Linked DNA regions of Homo sapiens: region 1 is linked to region 2. Evidence: chromatin contacts called from ENCODE Hi-C or POLR2A ChIA-PET data. All regions are on one chromosome and are shown on one strand. Each heading gives the region's core, a stretch centred on a gene start or an enhancer-like site at or near the end of the contact. The rest is flanking DNA. Distances are from core to core; before and after follow the strand shown.

What was found. A loop is a pair of places that touch in the nucleus more often than their neighbours do. ChIA-PET counts read pairs that join two places held with the same protein, here RNA polymerase II (POLR2A). Pooled maps may share reads with other maps.
Region 1: a pooled map shows a loop between it and region 2 (2.0-fold over the local background). The contact joins the promoter of USP3-AS1 here to the promoter of CA12 in region 2. A Hi-C loop is called at or near these places in 1 of 50 pooled maps. POLR2A ChIA-PET finds 5 or more read pairs at or near these places in 2 of 52 experiments (A673 and SK-N-SH).

Annotation. Positions count from the first base shown.
Region 1 is chr15:63,599,477-63,602,176 of GRCh38, forward strand. It overlaps USP3-AS1 (USP3 antisense RNA 1), which reads right to left and starts at 1,351. Exons shown (of 3, transcript NR_034080.1): 1 at 1,113-1,351. FBXL22 (F-box and leucine rich repeat protein 22) reads left to right here. Exons shown (of 2, transcript NM_001367807.1): 2 at 1,221-1,765. The coding sequence ends at 1,563. RefSeq lists enhancers at 468-1,185, 1,448-2,265 and silencers at 1,253-1,542, 1,963-2,092.
Region 2 is chr15:63,380,485-63,383,184 of GRCh38, forward strand. CA12 (carbonic anhydrase 12) reads right to left here and starts at 1,362. Exons shown (of 11, transcript NM_001218.5): 1 at 1,152-1,362. The coding sequence starts at 1,236. RefSeq lists enhancers at 1,046-1,566, 1,567-2,086.

The DNA of each region.
Region 1 (2,700 bases), core at 101-2,600, 220 kb after region 2:
GTCACCAGCCAGTCACCTGAGCTGCCGGAGCCAGTTTCTTCATGTACAAAACTGGGGGTGCAGAGGTTGACGGGGTGACTAATGAGGGCACACAAACCTGAAGGAGGCCCGGGCTCGGTGTGACACCTGGCTGCACCCAACATATTTAAGTTCCTTACTTCCCTCCCCTGGCACAAAGGAGCCGAGCTGGCACAGCCAGGGGCAGTCACGGAGCTGCGGGGGAGGCTGGCAGGGAAAGGGAAACGCTTCCCCAGCCCAGACTCTAGCTCCCTCTGGCTGCGGGGAGCCAAGGCCCCGGCCCATTAGTCGGTCCTTCTGGACTGGAAGCAGGCTGGTCCCGTTTGTTTCCAGGGAAAGCGGGTTAGGACTGCCTGTGGAAGGCCCCGTTGCAGGCTCCTCACAACCCCAGTGGTAGACATTATTCCCCCCACGCAGAGGAAATGAAGGCTCCGTGAGTGACTGACACGGCGATAAACCAAGTCTAACTTGGCTCAAGATCTTTTCTTTGCTGGGAGGGGCTGGTGAGGCTGCAGCAGAGGGTCCCCCAAGCTTTCTGGCCAAGCGACCTGGGTGGGTGTCCGTGACTGTACCTGCTCAGGGCTTGCCTCTAGCTGCCTCCGAACCCTACCCTTTTCCAGGCTGGTGGCCCAGGGGATGCAGGAACAGCTCTAGTCTACTAAGCTGAACCCGGACTCAATGCTAACGCGTGCCCCCACCGCCTTGAGGGTTGGGATGGGCCTGTCACTAGGCCACCTCCAAGGAAACAAATCCCTCTTCCCACTCACGTCCCGCCGGGACATTCAGGGGCCTCAGCTTGAAGCTAGACTGGAGCAATCGCCAAGCACCGCTCCCCTGCAAGGCAGCACATCCAGAGCGAAACAAAGAGTCAAGGGTTGTGGCTCCTGGAACCGGCATTCCCTCTGTCCACAGCCGCCCCAGGACTCTGCTGGGCCGGGGTCGGGGCTTCCCACTAGGGGCTCCCAAGGCTACGAGCCAAGAACCCACGCAGATGAAGGTACGGTGGGGTGCAGGGGCAGAAAGAGGAGGGAAAATGGGCCGGCCAGAAAGCCGACTTGGAACCCTGCAGTGTCATCGCAGCCAAGTGTCTTCACCTCGCAGGGCCCGAGTCCTCCTCGGTAAATGAGTCCACTCGGTCCCATGGGGCGGTTGGGTAGCTTTAACAAGCCAGTGAGCCCCGGGTCACCGCACTCTCCTCACAGGTGCCCCAACCTGGCGTCCGTCACGCTCTCGGGCTGCGGCCACGTTACCGACGACTGCCTGGCGCGCCTGCTGCGCTGCTGCCCACGCCTGCGCGCACTGCGCCTGGAGAACTGCGCGCGCGTCACCAACCGCACGTTGGCTGCCGTGGCGGCGGACGGGCGCGCGCTGCAGACATTGCACGTGGACTTCTGCCGCAACGTGAGCGCGGCCGGCCTGCGCCGCCTGCGCGCCGCGTGCCCGCGCCTGGCCCTGCGGGCAGAGCACAGCGCCGCCATGCTGCCCGACCAGCCCCCGCGCCCGCGCGCGCCCGCCGCGGCCCTCGGCAAGCTGCTGCAGCGCTAGACGCCGCCCCGCCGCTGCCCCCGGGGAAGGAGCGCAGCCCCAGACCGTCCTGGCTTCGAACCCAGCTCTTCCACCTTCAGACCACCACCGCATATTCTGAGCCTCATTTTCCCCGTCTGCACAGTGGGGATAAGAAAGCCTACCTCACGTTACGATTTTATACATAGGATAAACGCAAGATTAAATGGATATTTGGAAAACACTCGGCTGGTTCTCACTCAACACCACCGCCTTTCCCCTCTTGCTTCCGCCCCAGGCTTTCTGCTGTGCGCTCCCCACGGAGGCGGGAGGCGCCTGCACCGTCCTCGGGGACTCCGATCGCCGTTGGACCGAAATCACCTCGGTGGGGAGGACCTGACCACTCGGAGTTCGCCGACTTGCGCTCGGGGGTGACGGGGGCCAGGGCTGCCGCGCGCAGGGGTCTGGGGAGCCTCCGGGCGGAGCGACCCAGCGAGACCCCGCCGGCTCCCGGAGTGTCCTGGGGACCGCCACCTCCAGGAGCCCCGGTGGTGATCTCGGTGAAGCAGGAGGAGGGGAAGCAGGGGCGCACGGGCAGAAGGAGCCACCGAGCCGCTCCTCCTTGCGGTTTTGCCCGCACGCGCGTCTGCCCGCCCACCTTTCCTGGGGCGGATGCGTTCCCGCAGTGACCGCACTCGCGATTGTAGAAAATTCGCTCCCAATTGTTGAATGCTTACATAAACTGCATAGTTACCCATATTTTCTACTGTTCTCATAAGGGAAAAAGAAATGATTTGGAAGAAAAAAAAAGCCTCAAACTAAACAAAAACAAAACCAGCAGCCCTGGCTAAGCTTTTGATAATGGAACCATTATAAGCTGACAAGCTAGATTTTTCACCTGTTGGATTTGCTGGACATGAGCACAAGCCTAGGCTTCCAATTTGAATTTCAGGGCTGTAGTCACTGATGTGTCACATTTAGTGAAGGCTCTCGGCCCCCCGGCAGCCGCCTGGTCCTGGGTCACTGGGGAGAATTCTGGGTGGGTGGAAGAGGCGAGGAGCACTGTGATGGGCGCTGTTCACACTCCGGCTCCACCCAGCGCCAGCTGCGACAAAGCCCTTTACCCCTCCCAGGCCAGGTGTTTCTTCTGTGTGAAAGAGGAGCTTGATCCCTACTCAC
Region 2 (2,700 bases), core at 112-2,611:
CAGTGCAGCTTTCGTAAAAGGAAACATGTAAAGTTTGTGGTTTTAAAACTTGATTTTCACTTTTACATCGCTCCTTTCTCCCAACTTCTGTTACATCGCTTCTGTTTCTCCCTGACCAGATGAGGGAGATAATATCAAGCACATCATGCCAGCTAGTTGACTGGAATTTAATTAAGAGTTATCCACAGCCTGGCTCCCCTGCCCTTCCCCATGGGCACTGTGACCTCCAAGAGAGGAGGCTCAGAGCTTTTATGCTGCTGAGCAGGACACATTTCCCACCACCACTGCCTCGCCAGGAAGAATCTAGTTTCAGCCAGTAAAATCACTTTCGGTCCAAAATCACTTTCTTATTCCAAAAGATTAATGAACCAGCCTTGGCTGTACACGTGTTAGCTCACTGGCCCGGCGTGAGCCCACAGTTCAGGTCCCCTCTGCCACCTCCTCCTGTCACTCCACGGAGCCTCCATTCAGTCCCTCAGCCTCCAGCCTTTTGGGATTTAGTGTTCTAATTACAATCAGAAATATGCTGTGTGTGTGTGTGTGTGTGTGTGTGTGGTTTGTGTGCGTGCGCGCGTGCGTGTGTGTGTGTACGTGCACACACACGTACATTCAGCATAGTAGAGCCCTCCTGGAGAAAAACAATGATTAAGAATGGGATGCATCATCCCTTTGACTTGTAGGTAAGACTTAATGGTAAAGATCCTCTCCTCCAAAGAAAAGCGCCTACCACTGTCTGCGGGTTCTGCACAGGGGCACAGCAAACCTTTCTCTGTGCTTACCCCAATCAGAATGCCACAGTCATGTCTCTACTTTCTAAACGTGGATCAGGGGAACGCTGTTTTAAATCTTGGCTTTGCATCTCCTCCCTGGTTAGCAAGTTCCCAAGCCACATCTTCAGAGCTGGCGGTGCCCGGGAGTACACGCAAACATTTTAACACCAAATCTGCGCCAAGCGCCACTAGAAAGCAACGTGCTTCCCGACCCAACCTCAGCAAAGGAAAACGGAGCATCCTTTCTTGAGAATCTACTATTTGGTACTACACCTTCCCTGCTCCCCGCAGCAATGATTTTACTTTATCATTGAAGAGCCTTCAGCCCAGGGGCGGCTGAGCGCTCAGGAGTGTTAGGAAAGAAGCAGGCGGAAACTTTACCGTTCACTGGGGCCGGGCTGGAAGGCTGTTCCTTTAAGATCACCAGCAGGAGCACGGCCGCCGCGTGCAGGCTGCGCCGGGGCATCTTCGCGGGCTCCTGCGGGGCGGGCGCGGGCTGTGCCGGGGGCTCCCGGTGGCCGCTCGCTCTCCAGCTGCACACCGGGACCGCGTGCGCGCAGCCTGGGTGCCGTGGCGAGTACGTCCGCCCTTCGCTCTCCTGGCTTCCCCGGGCAGCTTTTATGGAGCAACTCAACGCCAAACACTTGATGTCATCGTGCGGGGAGGGGGTGGGGGAGGAGAACGCCCTGCCCACCGGAGGGCTGGCGCCCCAGATCCTAGGTGAGTTGTAGCCTTGACTTCAGCAGCACTCTGCGGGTCCCCGGCGCTCCTCTGGGCCAGGGCTGACCCAGGAACACAGTTCTCCGAGGAGCTGCTGGCAGGCGTGGGTGAGATCCGCCTGTCTCACATCCAGAAGGGTGCGTCTAGGGATTCCTTCAGTGGCATGCCCTTGGTCTGTCACTGGTCCTGTAACAGCCCAACGAGTTCACCTTGCCCGCTGCTTAGACAGAGCCCATTTATCAAGACAGGGGAGTTGCAATGGAGAAAGTAATTCACGCAGAGCTTGCCGTGCCGGAGACCGGAGGTTTTCGTTCCTTTGTTTGTTTGTTTGAGACGGAGTCTCGCTCTGTTGCCCAGGCCGGAGTGCAATAGCGTGATCTCGGCTCACTGCAACCTCCGCCTCCCGGGTTCAAGCGATTCTCCTGCCTCAGCCTCCCGAGTAGCTGGGATTACAGGCACATGCCACCATGCCCAGATAATTTTTGTATTTTTAGTAGAGGCGGGGTTTCGCCAGTTTAAGGCTGGCCTTAAACTCCCGACCTCAGATAATTCACCTGCCTTGGCTTCCCAAAGTGCTGGGATTACAGGCGCCCACCACCACACCCGGCTAATTTTTCTAATTTTAGTAGAGACGGGGTTTCACCATGTTGGCCAGGCTGGTCTGGAACTCCTGACCTCAAATGATCCACCTACCTTGGCCTCCTAAAGTACTGGGATTCCAGTACTCAAATCAGTCTCCCCAAGCATTCCGGGAGTTGTTTGTTTGTTTGTTTGTTCAGACGGAGTCTCCCTCTGTCGCCCAGGCTGAAATGCAGTGGCATGGTCTTGGCTCACTGCAACCTCTGCCTCACGGGTTCAAGCGATTCTCCTGCCTCAGCCTCCTGGGTAGCTGGGATTACAGGCACGCGCCGCCACACCCAGCTAATTTTTGTATTTTTAGTAGAGACGGGGTTTCACCATGTTGGCCAGGCTGGTCTTGATCTCTTGATCTCGTGATCCACCTAAAGTGCTGGGATTACAGGCGTTGAACCACTGCACCCTGCCTCTGGGAGTTTTTAAAGATAATTTGGCAGATAGGGGCTTGGGACTTGGGGAGTGCTGATTGGTCAGGTTGCAGATGGGATCACAGGGGGGTTGAAGTAACGTTTTCTTGCAGTCTTCTGTTCCTGGGTGGGATCGCAGAACTGGTTGAGCCAGATCACACACGGTC